3 separate regions of the Mus musculus genome follow, and regions 1 and 2 are each linked to region 3. The links are chromatin loops, found by intact Hi-C in ENCODE. Cell type or tissue: heart. All regions are shown on one strand. Each heading gives the region's core, and the rest is flanking DNA. Links, peaks and the distances in the headings are about the cores only.

Region 1 (5,757 bases), core at 861-4,860, 240 kb before region 3:
GCATGCGTAGTTCAAGAAGGAAATATGGGGCATGGCATAATGGCATACACCTGTGGCATTGGAGAGACTGGGGTAAGAGGGAGGCTTTTATATACTAAGTGTGTTTTCTCCCTTCATAGCAGGTAAAGTGCTGGAGAGATGATATTTAGTAAGAAATCCCCTTCTGGTTTGTATCTAGTTCAGGCTCTCCATCTTATTGCATTAGTAGCTCTGATCACTAACAAGCTGTGCCTTTACTTCTTAGGAGTTTATTCCATGAAAGAAGTATGCAAGGGGACAAAAGGTACTGGTGGCACGAAGATTGTCCTAGTGAAAAATCACGTGAGTCCCAGCAGGGATCCGAGGGTGTCCTCCATCCACGGCCGAGGATGGGCAAGGGTGGAGACGGAGTTACTAGTCCCTGTGGTTAAAGGCACTCTTGAGTTCCTAGCCTGACTCCTATAAGGACAGCCAGGGCAGGACACCAGCATGGGCTGGGTTCCAGTGCGGGTGGCACATGGCGGCGATGGGAGGAGGTGTGTGGTGGACCTGAAGGCTCATCTCTCCAAGGAGAGCAGAGAGCGGTGACAAGTTAGAACCCATAATCTCTCCAATGAGAGATTCCACGGTGACTTTCCAATGACCCTTTCCGCAAGAACTCACTTCCAAGGTTTCATTCGTCCCAACAGCACCACCCAAGGGACCAAGCTGCCAATCATAATGGACTCTGGAGTGACATTCAAGTGATATGTCAACCACGGCACAAAATTATATGTGATGTTTGCCTCTGAGTGTGTAGAACACAGTCCAAGATAGAAACCCCAAAGTGGGTTAGAGGGCTCTTGCTGCCTGTGTCGTTTAAGTCTGTTTGTTTGCGGTTGTGAGATAGACCCGGCACGGTCCACCTCACCTTTGTCCCTGTGTCACCTTTCCAGGCTCCACAGAGCACGCTAGGCTGACACTATTGCCTTTCCTTCAGAGATGAGGAATTTGAAGGCTCCACACCATCCTACAGCCTTGAGTCTGGGTGAGCCTGACTCCTTTCCAGCTGTTTCCTTTCCAGCTGTTTCCTTTCCAGCTGTTTCCTTTCCAGCTGTTTCCTTTCCAGCTGTTTCCTAAGGTCCAGAGAAAGCAGGATCAGGAGAATACAGGCTGAGTCTAGTGTGGCCCAACTGTCAGAGGCCAGGGCGCCCCTCCAGCTGGTGGGGTTTGGGGAGCAGGTGAAAGGAGCTGCAGTTTTCTGCCAAAATGAACCTCCTCCCAGTTCTAACAAGGGATGTGTCTGCTACAGACAAATATAAATGGCTGCCTGCAAATCAGTCAGGTAGTGTCTCTGTCTTCCCCAGAAACTGAATTTGGTGGGAGCAGGAGCTCTGTCTGAGGGGTTCTCAGCACCTGAGCCTGACATGTCTCTTTAACCACTGATTTAATTAATTACCAAGTACACATTGCGTCTGAATGCTGTTCAAGGTGCTGGGTTAGAGCAATGAACAGGGACCTTCAAGCAACCTCTGGCCTACACACACACACACACACACACACACACTCACACATATACACACACACTCACACATACACACACACACTCACTCTCACACACACATTCACACATACACACACACACACTCACACATACACACACACACTCACTCACACACACATTCACACATACACACACACACACACTCACACATATACTCACACACACACACACACACACACACTGCAGACCCTACTACAGGAGAGTGGAACACACTCAGAACAAGAAAGTCAGGTGCCTAGTGTGTGAGGTGATAACAAGGCTGGAGTGTTTGGGAGGAGTGGAAGGACTTGAAAGGACAGTGAGGGAAGCACCCTGGAGGGGCTGGGCCCTGGCCACAGTGTGGGGAGCTCGGCCTCCAGATGAGGAGGTGGGCCCATGGGAGTGATCCCATGGGATCCCAGTGTATGAAGATGTAGTATGTTAGGAGAGCCTGCACCCTCAGGGTCTCAGGTGGAGACGTGAAGAGAACTGTGAGTGGAGAATAAGTCATCTGACCTACTATTGCAGTATTGCTGCTAATTAGGGAGGTACTATGAACATGGATGTCCTTTGAAAGCCAACAACTTCCAAAGAGAAAGAGAGGGGGAGGCGAGAGGGGTGAGAGAGGGGAGAGAGAGAGAGCACAACACACTATGGGAGGCTACATGGCTAGAAAGATGGTATCTTTGCTTCCAGAGCTGGAGACAGGAGTTCACTGGAGAAACCCAGGCTCTGTTTACACTTTTTGATATCTTGAGCCATTCACTCTCAGACAGGAAAATGCTGAGCTGAGAGCATTAGTGGCACTCAAAGATGGGCCCCAGAGTTCACCCAGGGGAACAAATACAGCTCTGGGACAAATACAGCTTGCAGGCCAAGAACCATTGTAGCAGAAATGCTACCATAACTATGACCAGAAGATGGCGTCTGGCAACCAAGTTCAGCCCAGGAACATCACTGACTAGGCCTCTAGGAAAGGTTTCTTCCTGCAGGGGAGGCAAGGCTGGACAGAGCAGAATCAGCTGGGTAGGCTCTATTGCACTGAGTGACTGCATCGAAATATCATGCAGATTTCAAAATAGCCACGAAGAGACATCTGGCTACTCTCACCACACAGAAGTGACTCATGCTTAAAGCCATCAATATAGTAATCACTCAAATGTGATCATTACACAAATGCATCTAAACATCACACTTGTAATGTGGTAACTACATTTTAAAAATAGTTTTTAAATGTACCCAAAAATAGACAGTGAGGGAAGGGTGTACGGGTCTAAAGAAGCTTTCTTTTCTCACAGGACGGGAGAGAGAGACATGCTGGGTTGTTGGGGAAGTGCTGGCAGTGCAGGTGAGAGGGGGTATTTCATAGGGAGAAAAGATGCTCTCAGAGCCACTGTGGAGGGCACAGGGACCTCTTTCACAAAACAGAAGGTGCAGAAAGGTGCCTGCAGTCTGCAGATGCTGGGGGCAGGGGGTGGAGATTCTGTTCACACCATACATCTTTTCTCACCCACTGAACAGCAAGGCATCCGCTGCTGGGGAGGAGGGGAGGGAGTCGTGGAAGCCTGAGAAAACAGCAAGACCAGCCCTGGGTGAGACAGTGCTGTCTGGGGTCACAGGCTCTCTCTCTCCGAGACCCTGTGACCTCATGTGTGTAAGTGATAAGAATAGACCTGGCTTCTGAATTCTCTAAGAACGGTGCTGGAATTCACATGCTCAGACCATAACCTGCAAAGTGTAACAGGCTCTTGTTGTTTTGAGGCAGTTTCTCCTTCTGTAGCCCAGCCAGGCCTTGAACTCACAGCAATCCTCTTCCCTCAGTCCCTCAGCGTCTGGGGACATAGGCACCAACTATAGTATCCAGCTGTAAATTCGTTATTAGTTTTACAAATGACCAATCATCTTGGTCATTTTTTTTAAAAGACTTATTTATTTATTTTATGTATGTGAGTACACTGCCGCTGTCTTCAGACACACCAGAAGAGGGCATCACATCCCATTACAGATTGCAGTGAGCCACCATGTGGGTACTGGGAATTGGACCTCTGGAAGAGCAGTCAGTGCTCTTAACTGCTGAGCCATCTCTCCAGCCCCCCCCCCCCCCAAGCTGTAAGTTTTTTAATTAAAATAAACAGCAGGATCTGGTGGCATACACCTACAATTCAAATACTTGGGAGACAGAGGCAAGGATGTGACTGCAAGTTCCAGGCCAGGGACCTGAGGCTGTGGGTAGGGGAGGTTCCAGGAGTGGACTGCTGAGATTAACCTAGAGAAGGTGTGGAAGGGGGTGGATGGAGTGAAGAGGATGTCTGCGATGACTGACAGCTGAGGGAGCTGCTGGGAAGGAGGGTGTAGCCAGATGAGAGCCTGGTGAGAGTTTTAAAAGAGACACAGGTACCATAGGACAAGGTCAAGAGTTCAATGGAGGGAGGAGAGACTATGTGAGTGGCCAGAAGGCCTCTGACATAGAGGTCTTCATGCCGCACGGGTAGCATGGAGGCGGGTTATGGTGACCCACTGTGGGTTTGTCCGGGGGTAGAGAACAACAGGAGAAGAGGTGGTCCTAAGGAGCAGCTTCGTGCCTCTGGGAAAGGCGGGGGAAGAGTAAGTAGGATGCGGGCTATATGGAAGACAAGGCATCCTAGAGAAAGGAGGGAGGGAGTGTGGAGAGACCACAGAGGACAAGGCTGGGCGTGGGCTAGGATGTCTTGGGTATGATGAAGCTGGGAGGAAGGTAGGAAGAGAAAGACCAAACTTTCCCCACCTCTCACAGGAAGCGCTGGAGGTCTAGGAGCAGTGACTACAATGGACCAGCAGAGGGCACCAGTACAACAAGTGAGAAATCTCAGCCTGACGACAGATGGGGCAGAACCCAATGCAGCAAACACCTGCTCTAGAGAGAGATGAGCTGGATGCCGATCTGTCTCCACATTCCATGATGACCGCCCAAGCACTGCACGTGGGAGCAGGCTCTGTGGTCCAGTTGTCATGGCTGCCACATGCTAAGTGTGGTGTGTGCTCAGCCCAGGTGTCTTTAATGTCTCTTGGGGTCAAGACAAGGCATGGTCTTTCCTGAGAGTATAGAGAATCTGGAAGGCTAGGAACAGAAGAAGGTCTTGACTGTAGCCCTGTGCCTCTAGTATAGGCACCAGGTCACAGCTGTAGACAAGACAGTAGGAGCCCAGTGTTCTATGGTGATCGGTGTTCCCAAGAAGGACACAATGGATATGTGTGTGTCAGGAAGACAGTGGGAGAGACACACTTCTAAGTTGGTACACTGTGAGGCCCCTCAGCTCCCCCTACAGCACACCCACGCCTGCTTGGCCACAAGCTGTGACCAGGACTCCTCCGTAGGCTGTGCGTCTCCCCATGCTCCAGGATGCCCGCAGCCGAGCACAGGATGTGTGGCAGCCTGTGAGAAGGTCAGCTTCCTCTAATATCATGGGGACCTGCAAATGCCCAAAATGTCTACAACACTGCTCTTCCTCCTGCACCCCATTCCCAGTGGTCTTCCCTCTAACAACAGCACAGATCTTTCCGGACTCTGCCAGGCACGCCACTTCAGGCAGCGTTCCTGACCTCACCTTACCTCCCTGACTCCTCTCTGCCAAGGCCGTATACACATCACTGTGTGCCCATCTCTCCCTGTGTGGATCTGGACAAAGTGCTTCCAGAGCCCAGCCACCACTCAGGAGCGGCTCTCTGCTGGGTGTGGTGGAACCAGTGCAGAGGCAGAGGACAGCAAACGCACAGGCCTGAAGGGGCAGTGACAGTGGCCATAGTGGGAAGTGAAGGGTGGTGAAGGAACCTTGCAGGGGAAGAACAGGCAAGGGACGTTGCAGGTGAGGCTGTACAGCATTGCCATGGCACCCATTTGCCCACTCCCAGTCTATTCCATCAATAAGTGGCGGCCATAACTCCGACCTCACCAAGGGGAGGGGAAGCCAGCTGAGAGAGCAGCTGTGGACATGTTTCAGGTTTCACCACACTGATGGAATTCACATCCATCAGTCAGGCACGGAAGGACAGTGTTCAGGTGTGATGGCAGCCTCACCTCATGAACGCCCAACCCTGCCCAACTCGGGATCTGGATCTGAAAGACCCCCAAGGGCACGAACCCCATTGGCATCAAGTGAGGAAAGGTCTAGGGAGGAATCCCCAGCATCCAGGGCCCCAGGGCAAGTGGCAGGAAGTGGAGAATAGCTATAAATGTGAGGAGGTTTCGAGCCTCCAGGCCAGGGTGCTAATGATGCAGG
Region 2 (5,757 bases), core at 861-4,860, 93 kb before region 3:
TGTCAGATGCAGAAACTCCATATTTGTCTCTCAACTTTTCTGTGAACCTAAAATTGCTCTTAAAAAAATAAATAGGGCTGGAGAGATGGCTCCGCGGTTAAGAGCACTCACTGCTCTTCTGAAGGTCGTGAGTTCAATTCCCAGCAATCACATGGTGGCTCATAACCATCTGTAATGAGGTCTGACACCCTCTTCTGGGGTGTCTGAAGATAGCTACAGTGTACTTACATATAATAAATAAATCTTTTAAAATAAATAAATAAATCTATAACAAAAATGTTCAAGCAAAGAGGCTCAGCTCTGGTTGTAGTACCAACATGGGGTGAGGGAGGCGGGTCCCAAGGCCTGCTGTACTGGGCAGTGGTCTTAGTGGCAGGTAGGAGACCCTAGGATCAGTCATGTCACAGGACATAGGACAGTGACTACCAAGGAACTCCCACTACAAGGGTCTCCTACTAAAGCTGCTGTTTTTATTCCATTGATTGCACTTTTCTTTCCCTGAGACTGGAAATTCCACACGGTCTCTTTCCCTGCATCTAACCTGTGAACTGGACTAATCCCGCTCTTCAGTGACCCCAAGTTGGGGACAAGACAAATAAGTCTGGACACACACTTGGCCCCCACAGCCATAGGCATGAAGAGAGCAAAGCAGAGAAAGCCACCAAACCTGTAAGGGATTTTGATGGGGATGGGAAAGAAGTCTGGCAAGCTACATTTCTAGCCCAGTCTCCTCTCCCACCTTCCAGTTTAGGGCTCCTTTAACCCAGGCCATTAACCCAGCTGAGTCCATGAAGCCTGGGAAATGTTTACAGCCAGACACTGCGCCTGTGCCCTTGGGGTCCCCACAGGCCTGTTGGTGCATGCCAGGCCACCTGTCTATCAGTACAGTTCATGTTATTGCTGAGAGAAGTAGCCGCGGGGTCAGATGTCCAAACTGTGACTCTGACCCATCATATCTGTGTGGCCAACCTCAGGTTCTTCGCCTCACACAGGGAGCCATACCCTGCCCTGGCAGGAGCACAGAGTAGACCCCCTTCTCCGGCAGCACTTGGTACACACGGCCACATTCCTGTGGATAATCAAAAATTAGCTCACCAAGGATTAGACCTCACAGCACCCACTCAGGCACATACCTGCACAGAGTAATGTCCATAGGGCAAAGGACTGCTCCGTTCACCAGAGAAAATGTCATAGGGGCCACGATTACCAGTGGACTTTTTCACAAAGGTCTCAAGATCGCTTTTGATGGTGTAGGTACCAGGTCCCAGGCCACTGCCCTAGAGACAAAAGCGGTAATGGTGCCTGTAGGGGAGTGGCCAAGGTGGGGCTTCAGCCTCTCTACCCCGAGGTCACCCCATAGGACCATGCAAGATGAGGCTGCTGAGGGGGTACCTGATGAAACAAGGGTGGCTTGTTAGACACTCTACACATCAGGCCGTCAGAATGTGAGCGGTTCCAGGCCTTCTCCTCCAGCTGTGTGTACGGGTTCCCCTTCTCCCCATAATTTCCAGGGCCAGGATAATAATTCTGCAGGGCAGGAGACGGAAATGCAAAGACTGTCAGTCCCAGTCTTTGTTCTGGTTCATCTGAGGAAGACATGTTTGGGGTTTCAGATCTCAAGAAGGGAAACAGGGTTTCTGGAGTGAGCACCTGTTACCCACCCCACCACACAGCATCCCCGGTGAGCCCCCTCCTCTGCTCACTCCTTTATCTCCAAGTCCAGCTACACCTCTGATTCAGCACATCGACTCAGCACCTCTGACTCAGCACATCTGACTCAGCACATCTGATTCAGCACCTCTGACTCAGCACCTCATATTCAGCCTGGTCTCCCTGATCATACTTGCTTACAATGCTTTCTCCCAATGCCTTCCCTACCCTCTGGTTTGTCAACCACATCAACCACACTAAGATCCCCAGACACCATCTTCCCTGAGACCCACCTTCCTGTTCCGCAGCCTCCATAGATCTGCCCTTTACAACTACAAAGCTGATCAACTTCCTCGCTATGCTGTGAACAGGCTGGAAAGAATGAGCACCGGAATCCTAGGCTAGGAACCTGGCTCTGCTACTTCCTAGCTGGGCGAACTCAGGCCTCTGAGCTTCATGGTCCATGGGACTAACACAGCGATGGTAATACTTTCCTTCAAGGAATAGTGATAGAGTTGAATGTCTGCAAAGCCCTCTGCCCAGGGCCCGGCAGATAGTAGGTCCCATTCCACAAGTCGGGGTGAGGTGACAGGAAGTCCTGAGATCAGAAGAACTGTGGCTAGGAGCCTAAACACAAAGGTGGTCTTTGAAGTACAGTGAACAGAGCTAAGTGGTGCCGGGAGGTGAGACCTGGCTGGATTTCTGAGGCTGGTATGCCCCTTCTAGCCACATGGGGGCACTGCTGTTCCATAGGTGATGCAATCCACCCTCCTCTCTGGACCCTGCAACCAGACCCTTGGGGAGCCAGACCTGGTAGAGGGGGTGGGGCCAGTGCTACAAAAATCAGGCCACTGTGAGGATCAGCTCTGTCTGTCCCCCAAAGAAGGAGACTGGGTCTTGCTTCCGTCCATAGCTCAGAAAGCCAGTGCATGGATCAGGTATTATGAGTCCCCTGCAGATTTTGTTCCAGTGAGGCCTCCCCAGACTGCTCTCTGTAAATCACCCCACAGCACTCTCCTTCCCTGTGCCATTTACCCTCAAAACTCCATAAGAACGATATGTATTTCCTTCTTCATACTGTGGTGTGTGTCACTAAGATGCCCGCTCTGACGTTTGTCACTGCCAGACACCCCGCTCTCCCAAAGCCTAGTTCAGTACACAGCTTTCAGTTGCTGCTTAATCATTATTTCCTGGTTGCCTAGCTAAATGAATATGTTTGTTGGGTTTCTAATATACTCTAGGTTTCTCTAGGCTCAAGACACAGGAGAGCAGAAGAGCCAACAAGAAAGCCAGGAAGGTCTGGGCAAGCCTAGGGAGAAGACGGGTTCAGAGAAGGGTGCTTGTCAAACATCCAAACAGCAACAGTCTTCCCACAGAGGACGGAGGGTGGAAGAGACAAGCTCACGTACCCCAATAAAACCTCGGAAACGTGTCTCCCCAGAGCTGAGCAGCCCCCGTTTGCTCTGTGGTTTCTTCTGCAGCTCAGTTATGAAGTCTTTGATGTTGTAGGAGCCAGGGCCACGCTTGTGCACCTGCCCCAAAAGAAAAGAACGCAGGATGGAAAAGGAACCTGGGGAGGTCCAGCCAGGAAGAGCCCAAAGGGTGACGGTGTTCTCCAAGAGGAAGCTGTATCCACTAGGACTCTGGAGGGATAGCCATGTGGACAGGAAGCCTTGCTCCTAGAGGTCGGGAAGGGTATGCCCCGAAGTTCACCTGCTGCTCTTTTTCCTTCTTGATGGCCTGGTAGTGGAAGTGGGGTAGCTGGGTCAGCCGAGTGGCTTCGTGGGCCTGGGACCATCCTGAGCCCAACTTCTGTTCCAGGAACTTCTTGCTGAAGCAGGTATCCTTGGAGTTATAGGTCCCAGGTCCTATGTGGGACTAAGTTAAAGCAGGCTCTCAGCTGAGTCGGTCATAACCACCTACCCCACCCCTTTGCATGTGCAAGTCACCCCTGGCCTAGGAATTAAACTAGACAGTTCCCCAGTCTGACGACCAGGAGGAGCTCAGCACTCAAGATCGAGTCCTGACCACCTCTGTGACTGGCCTTGTTCCACTTCAGGGAAATACAGAGTAGAAACAGCTGTGGAAGAGGAAGCCTGCGGCCCTTAAACTCCTAGGGTTCTAGCATAGTCCTGAGTTTATCAAACATCTGGAGCCAAGAATGAGGCAAGCTTGGGTTGGAGCATGCGCAGGTGTATTGGGGAAGGGACGCGGTTGGAGCATGCGCGGGCGTATTGGGGGCGGGACACAGACCACGTGAAAGGAAGCAGGCTCACCAGTTCCACCGAATGATGTCTGGAGTATGGGGCCTCTGTGAAGGTGCTGAATTTCTTCTGGTTGGGATAGACAGCGGAGACATCAAACCTAAGAGAGGTATAAGTGAGGGCCCATCTGGTCCTGACTGGGGCAGCCCTGGTGGACAGGCAGTTGGTTTCCCAGGACAGGCGACTTTGGAGCTGACCCTTGAATGTCACTTTGGATCTGCTTCATCATTTTGAGAGTTCCTGAGATGCTCTGCCACCCACCCTATGCTCTGCCTCTCCCTACAGCTTCATTCTTCTTCAGAGTTCTTACCATTATCCTTCCCAGCTCAAGTAGATAGATAGATGTTATACTACAGGGTGGATACTTCATATCATCTTTCATATACGTTTAATTATCCAGACCACCTCATGATCACAGATTCTAGAACCGTGTGTGGCACATAGTAGGTCATTTATATGCAACTATATTACATAATAGAACATAAAAAGAAATATGACAGTTGAGCATAATGGTGCACACCTTTAATCCCAGCACTTGGGCGGCAGAGACAGGTGGATCTCTATGACTTTGAAGTCAGCCTGGTCTATAGAGTGAGTTCCAAGACACCCAGGGTTATGTAGAGAGACTGTCTCAAAAAGAAAGAGAGAGAGAGAGAGAGAGAGAGAGAGAGAGAGAGAGAGAGAGAGAGAGAGAGAGAGAGAGGAAAGGAAAAGAAAAGAAAAGAAAAGAAAAGAAAAGAAAAGAAAAGAAAAGAAAAGAAAAAGAAAAAAGAAATAAGACACCTGGGTTGCAAACAAAACTTTTTAGCTAAATTTCATGGGATGGGCAGACCATGTGGCCTCTATGAATATTTTACATTAGGTGGTTTGGAAATAGTTTGCAAGAACTTGCTACAAAAATGGAACAGAAAACAAACAAACTTAGAGGCTTTAATCCCAGCACAGAGAGGGCAATGATAGGCAGATCTCTGTGAGTTCTGTCCAAGCAGGGCTACATAGGAAGAGAGGAGGAGAAAAGAGGAGGAGGAGGAGGAGGAGGAGGAGGAGGAGGAGGAGGAGGAGGAGGAGGAGGAGAAAGTGAGTGGGGGAGGGGCGAGCCAGCCCTCTTCCCTTCCTTCCCGGGCTCCAGCCTTCTGGGTTAGCCTTCCTCCCGGAGGCGGAGGCAGAGGCGCTGGTGGGGCCACAGGAACTCCCTTGGATCCTGGGTGCTAGGCCAGGAAGCAGTTGGGCCCCACCTGTGGCTCTGCACCCCAAAGGGCGCCCCTTTGAACCACTTGGGGATGGTGGACATGATGTTGCGCGGGGGGGCGCCGTGGGTGCGAGGTCTCATTGAGCCTAGACTCCAGCCTGCCCCCACCCCGGCACAACACCCCCTTGACACCGCGCGCTGCCACGGCAACCCGCAACCGGGGCGTTATGATTCAGCAAGTACAGACCTGCTTCGTGACACGTGGGAGCTCTCCAGCGTGCTGGCTGCCCCCTGACGTTATCATTCACTTTATATTCCCAATGCTGCCTTGCCTGAGACCCTTCCTGGGCTCCTTCAGACCTTAGGATCCCCCTGGGGTTTAATGAGAGAGCTCTTGTCACTTGCTGAGAATCTGTTTATTTCTGCTTATACTGGGGAGAGCCCAGGCTCAGAAATTGCCTTCATGTTCACCTTGTAAGGGAAACGGAGGGGAGAGCAGACTTGGGAATTCTGGTCCTTCTCTGCTGGATGGAACTCTGGCGGGGGAGGGGAGCGATGGGGAGAGGGGCGTGGCAGGGCAGGGTGGGGCGGGGAAGCCAAGGAAGATGGCACGTGGAGGACAAGTAGAGAGATAGGTGAAGGTACTTAGAGACA
Region 3 (5,757 bases), core at 1,172-5,171:
AGTCCGAATTTTTATTGTTGCTTTTGTTTGGTTTTGTTTATACACAGAGGATCACATGACCCAGGGTGGCCTCAAACTCACTGTGCAGCCGAGGATGGCTTGAACTCCTGAGCCTTCTGCCTCCACCCTCCGCACAGGCTGAGGGTGAGTGTGAGGCCTGTATATTTGTTTTTAGAGGCAGGGCCTCTTGTCCAGCACGGCCTCACACTTCCCATTCAGGGCTGGGATTGCTGGCATGTGCCATCAGGCCTGGCACTGGCAAGAGCATGTGAAAATGTCTGCCTGTCCCCTCAGAGCTTAGCATCTGACTTCCTCCGTGCTTTTCTTGTTTGTTTTTGCCTATTGTCTGTTTCTTGGCAACGAGAAGGTAAGCCGAAGGGAGGGATGCCTAATGAATCTCTTTTCAAAGCTGTGTCCCCAGATCTAGAGCAGGGCCTGGTACAGAGGAGGGCCTCTGGGGTCATCTGTGGAAGGAAATACTTTTAGGGACTATGCCCAGGGAGTCAGGCCTGGGTCCTGCCTGGACCTACACAAAGCCTGGGCCCGAGAAAGGCTCACCGAAGCAGTGCGAGCACACAGAAGCAGTGCGAGTGCACAGAGCATGCTCCGGTAGCAGGAAGGGAATTGGTGCTCTGTGAACAGGCAGAGCCAGCTCCAGTCACAGCCCTTCACTTTCCACAGATGGCCATCCCAAGCTAATGCCCTTCTCCTCCAGCGTCACTGTGGCCTGGGGCTCTCCCAAGAAGTACAAGGCACTCAGCTCAACCTGAATAGCAGCAGGACAGATCATACTCAAAAATATTAAAAATGACTCCGTGTCCGCCAAATGTGGATTCAATTAATCTGGGTGTCTCACATCTCCAGCCACCATTGGCAGCCTCGCTTTGGACTATACTCTCCCTGTCCTAGGGCTAATCAACATTATAGCCTACCGAAGCTAGAGAGATAGCTCAGTGGTTAAGAGCAGTAACTGTTCTTCCAGAGGTCCTGAGTTCAATTCCCAGCAACCACATGGTGGCTCCTAACCAAATGTAACGGGACCTCTTCTGGTGTGTCTGAAGATCGCTACAGTGTATTTATATACATTAAAAAGACCCGGGCAGTGGTGGCACACACCTTTAACCCCATAATCCCAGCATTTGGGAGGTGGAGGCAGGTGGATTTCTGAGGCCAGCCTGGTCTACTGAGGGCTACACAGAGAAACCCTGTCTCAAATATAACCCCCACCCCCCAAAAAAAGACACACTGTAGCCTACTTTTCACCCACCTGTTTAAAAGACATGCATGCCTCCAGGCCAGTGGAGAAATCTCTTAGGAAACATTGCCCCACATGCTAGCAATGAGAAAGAATAGGGACCCCAGACATATCCCAGAAAGTGGGGGGCACGAAGAGAAGAGAGTTCTATTCGACAAGCACCTATGACATGGGACCCTGAGCTGATCTCTTCCCATGAACTCGTTTGAAGAATACCATTTAATATTTCAAAAAGCACTCAACCATAATCCTGTAACAGATGAGAAAATCTAGAAAAATATACAGAAGAGGTCACTCAAGCTGGGAAAGTCGAGAGCCAAAACCAGGTGTGACATGCAGGCCACTCTGCCTTCAGAGTCAGGAGAAACTAGGAAACCAGCCAAGGTTTCCTGGTTGATATAGAATCGGGACTAAGGAGAAAGAACGGCAGGAGGTTGAAGGCAGCCTGGAAACCATCTCATGAGCTCCCTGAAACCTAACCTCAGGCTGTGCTTTCACTTACAGGCTCCAGACTCTAATGTAGGACCTGGTCTTCATTAGGTCCTATGCATATTCACTGAATAAGACCATATGCCAGCCCATGGCTAGACTCAGAAAGAACAGAGAATCCTGCCTTACCCTCATGGCATTACAGTCTAGTAGGAAAGACAGACAAAGGAAGAAGACATCAGGGCCATCATACCTAGGTGCACATGGTACATTAGAAGGAGAAATCAAGGTTGGAACAATATGGGAAAGCTTAGCCAACTGAAGGACAGCTCCTGTCGTGATAGAGTTGTTGTCTAACAGGGCAGTACATGCCTGTAGTCCCAGTACCTGAGACGCTAAGTCAGGAGGATTAAAAGTCAGGGGCCAGAGCTTAAAAACAAACAAACATGAAAAACAATGGCTAGTTTGTACCTCTGCTCCTGGTTCCATGGAGATAGGAGTTTCCCATCAGCTCCTAATCCCCATCTGACCCATTCTGCCTGCCTCCAACTGCCCAGCCGTACCACCATGCTCCCCTCCCTAGCTGTGCAGTGGCTAGGGACCTGACTTGGGCATACGTTTCTGGAGATCCAGGATGGTGTAGAGGATGGTGATGCCGTCCAGAGCCTCCCGTCCGATCTCCTCATCAGGATCCCCGATTCGAAGAAGGAGCCTCCCCAGCAGAAGACCCAGTGTTGGGAAGCCCGAGGATATCTGTGAGTGTCACAATCACAGGGAGGGAGTCTATAGCTACATAGTGCAGGGCAAGAAGACCTGCCCAGCTGCAGAAGATCAACTGAGAAGTCACCGGAATGCCCCCACCCCCGAACACCCACTAAGAATGGCAGGGTCACACCCAGGAACACTCACTAAGAATGGCAGGGTCACAAGTGTGTGGTTCAACACAGAGACGTTGCTGTTCACAGCCCGAGCCCGCTCGTGGGCCTTCCCAGAGTTCATCCAGGGCCCTAGGGGCTGTGGGGACAAGGGAGAGATTCTGCTACCATTGTCTGCCAGCCCCTGCTGTCTGTGGGTAAGTCAGTAATCTGCAAGAAGCTTCCAGAAGAAGAAAGAAGGCAATTTGCCACCGTCTTCCTTCTCTTCCTGAGGATCAATGACAGGTGGGGTTTGAGCTGAGAAGGGGACTCAGAGCAAAGGAAGGGACGGGGTCAATGAAGAGAGAAGAGACATGGATAACAATGGAGAAAGGGGTGGGGCAAGAGCAGTGGCTGTAGGGGAATTGCAGACAGTGACTCAGGAAGCTGAGATAATAGGATCAAAAGTTCAAGGCAGTGCTGGGCAATTCAGTGTGACTGTGTATACAGATAAACAAGGAAAGAGGGAACAGGACTCTGCTGTGGCTCAGAGGTAGAGGGCTTGCCTCGCAGGTACAAGGGTTTGGGTCCAACCCTCAGCGTCACCAAAACTAAATAACAGCGTAAAATACAACATGGAAGCAGGGCACTGGCTCAGGATGACGCCACTCCTTCAGAGCCCACCTCCCACTTGTATGAAGCCATTTTCCTACTTCCTTCTCCCTTTCCCTGCTTGCCCCGTGTCGTCCCCACCCCCCCACCCCCCACGCCGCACCTCCAGGATGCTCTTCAGCCCAGTAGGAGTGGGGTCTTCAATAAAGAGGGCATTCAGAAGTTTCTGCAAGGAATCCAAGGTCTGGTAGTAAAGGATCTGTGGACAGGAGGACAGAGCTGCTGGGAGCTTGTTAGACACCACCGCCCTCTGCTGGCACGACTTGTAACTACAAGGGGCTGCCAGTTCCTTCCACAGCAAGGATTCTGGCCATGACTTTGGGCCCTCTCAGGCCACCAGCTTGAGAATCCAGAACCCAGACGCTATCTTATCTGTCTGTGTGGCCTCACCCCTACCTATTATACAGCACGCCTGTCAGAGTCCCTGTCCCCCCACCCTCCAGTCTTCAGTCACATCACTTATCATCCTGGCAGTTGGCATGGGTTCTGTACAGGTTCTCTGCCACCCTCTTCCAGGAAACCACGTGCTCCATCCACCCTAGGCCATGTTCCTCATCCCATACTCTTTTTGATACCCCATGGTTTATGCTTGCAGCACTGACTACTGCGGAGATTTTTGGGTACTGGGTTCTTTGATGGCATCCATCTCCTCCACCGTCACACTACTGCGAGACTACCGTAGTGACCTGGAGAGGAACATGGCTAATACCTGCTGAGAGAAAGGGTAGCCGAACAGCTGGACCCCCCCTCTCACTCAACATCCCGCTTGACCCTAGCTCTCCTTGCATCTTATACCTTAGTATCCCCTGCTGTGGTACCTCCAGGAATGATTCTGCAGAGACTTAAAGATGCTCACCAAACCCCCTTTGAGGCTCTGTTCTCCAGGTCTCTGCCCAGTTTCCCCCAGTCTTCTTCCATAGAGCACAGTCCTCAGTACTACCCTCTTATCCTGCCCACTTCCTACGGCCTTACAGCATCTATCTATATCCCTGATACAGGACAGGGCCCTCCTAAGGAAGCCATTACTGCAACAGTTCACCCTTCTGCTGAATAGCTATCAAGTATCTGTTCAGACTGTCGCAGGTGACGTGAGGTGCTCCGGGCCACTCAGCCAAGGAGTAAGGGAGACCATCTATAGAAAGCCCCCACTCACCCCTGAACCTTGTCCCTTCTGAGGATGTCCCCAAACCTAAAGCCGAACCAGGAGGGTCCAGCTCACCTGGATGACTTCGGCCTTGGACTCGTCCTTCTCCTGCATGGCCTGCACGGAGGGCAGTGAGAACACGCTCCGCACACAGGTGTTCACCAGCTCCACCCTCTCCCGCACGCTCAGGATAGGCTTGGTGTGACTGAGAGAGACAGGATGCCAGGTGTGGAGTGAGGGGGGGGGCAGAGGATGCAGCATGGGGAAGGGGACACCTGACTTAGGGAGGGTCACCCGAGATTAGATCCACAGGAGAAGGTGGGGTGTGAGCAACGGGTGTGGAAGTATCAGGGTCCACAGGGAACTGGGCAGGGGGAGAGGGAAAGGCTCGGAGTGGACAGGGGTGTGAGAAGGGGCAGAGTGTGGAAGAGAAAGGACAGGGATACCTCAGCTGTGCCAGGATCTCCATAGCCTGCCGTCGAGCAGGACTCAAAAGGGAATCCAGCGGCTCCTCCTGAATCTGTCTCTGGATGGGGACCATAGAGCCAGTGAGAGCCAGCTTGGGGGCTGACTTCCGGGCTCTGACAGCAGGCCATGCAGGCCCTTGGCCTGGGAACACTCCCCCACTGGGCAGTTAGGAGAGCCAGCTTTCTGCCCAGATCAATGTCAAGCCCTCAGTTCAAGACCACTCTAAACAGTCTATGCCCTGATCTGCGCATTCCATATGGAGAGCACCAGGAGAATAATTCCCATGGTGCCCTTCTGGTGACAGACCACTAAACCATGGAACTGACCCAAGCAAGAAGCGCCAGGCATGGCCTTTGAAAGCTGTCCAATTAAAATTCCCAAATGTCCTAATTTTTTCACTTCATATTTAATACCTACACATAGTAGATGTTCGACTAATGCTAGTGAAAGTTAAATATATCAAAGGACGGGACTTTCGCCATTTTTTGTGTATCATATATGGGCAGATGTGTATGCAAGATGTGTGTGTGTGTGTGTGTGTGTGTGTGTGTGTGTGTGTGTGTGTGTTCATGTGCACATGCAGGGGCCAGAGGTATTATTCAGGAGCTATGAACCTTGGTTTTTGAGGCAAGGGCTCTTGCTAGGATCCAAAGCTGGTCAGTTGGTCTAGTCTGATTGGCCAGAAAGCCTGTATCTGTGTCCTCAACACTGGGATTATGAATGTCACCACGAGTGGTTTTTATGTGTGTTCTGGGGCTCAAACTCAGGAAGTCTTTCTTGTGAGGCAAACGCTGCTGGTTGAGTTAGCTCTGTAACTCCTTTCCCTCTCTTTAAGGATCATAAAACTGACTACAACTATGTAAGCCTCCATGGCTATTGGGGCCCAGTCTCCTCCTAATGAGTAACTAAGAGGAGACTGTTTTAGGGAACCCTCT

What was found. Hi-C counts contacts between places; a loop is a spot of excess contacts. Peaks named below come from ENCODE experiments on the same cell type or tissue, not always from the same donor. Only the 100,000 strongest peaks of a DNase experiment are listed, where the experiment ranks them.
Region 1: a loop joins it to region 3, with 2.4 times the contacts of the local background. A loop is called at or near these places in 8 of 42 quality-filtered maps.
Region 2: it touches region 3 in a loop (6-fold over the local background); 26 of 42 quality-filtered maps call a loop at or near these places.

What each region holds. Positions count from the first base shown.
Region 1 is chr4:106,470,073-106,475,829 of GRCm38, forward strand. It overlaps Gm30487 (a long non-coding RNA gene), which reads left to right. Exons shown (of 4, transcript XR_376500.3): 2 at 245-321; 3 at 915-1,006; 4 at 4,275-5,757. Among named protein-coding and RNA genes, the nearest start is that of Gm30487, 8.5 kb to the left of the region's middle. In heart, for the core only: CTCF peaks have their summits at 2,421 (motif pointing right) and 4,305 (motif pointing right); a DNase peak (open chromatin) is centred at 1,059; H3K27me3 peaks cover 161 bases.
Region 2 is chr4:106,611,976-106,617,732 of GRCm38, forward strand. It overlaps Lexm (lymphocyte expansion molecule), which reads right to left and starts at 5,263. Exons shown (of 10, transcript NM_183182.3): 1 at 5,150-5,263; 2 at 3,927-4,014; 3 at 3,364-3,528; 4 at 3,060-3,182; 5 at 1,393-1,527; 6 at 1,134-1,277. The coding sequence starts at 5,244. In heart, for the core only: a CTCF peak has its summit at 2,377 (motif pointing right); a DNase peak (open chromatin) is centred at 2,466; H3K27ac peaks cover 1,539 bases; H3K27me3 peaks cover 1,848 bases.
Region 3 is chr4:106,705,158-106,710,914 of GRCm38, forward strand. Mroh7 (maestro heat-like repeat family member 7) reads right to left here. Exons shown (of 24, transcript NM_001126487.1): 6 at 4,801-4,880; 7 at 4,430-4,559; 8 at 3,314-3,409; 9 at 2,594-2,698; 10 at 2,302-2,437. Among named protein-coding and RNA genes, the nearest start is that of Mroh7, 20 kb to the right of the region's middle. In heart, for the core only: a CTCF peak has its summit at 3,482 (motif pointing left); a DNase peak (open chromatin) is centred at 3,494; H3K4me3 peaks cover 399 bases; H3K27ac peaks cover 891 bases; H3K27me3 peaks cover 1,124 bases.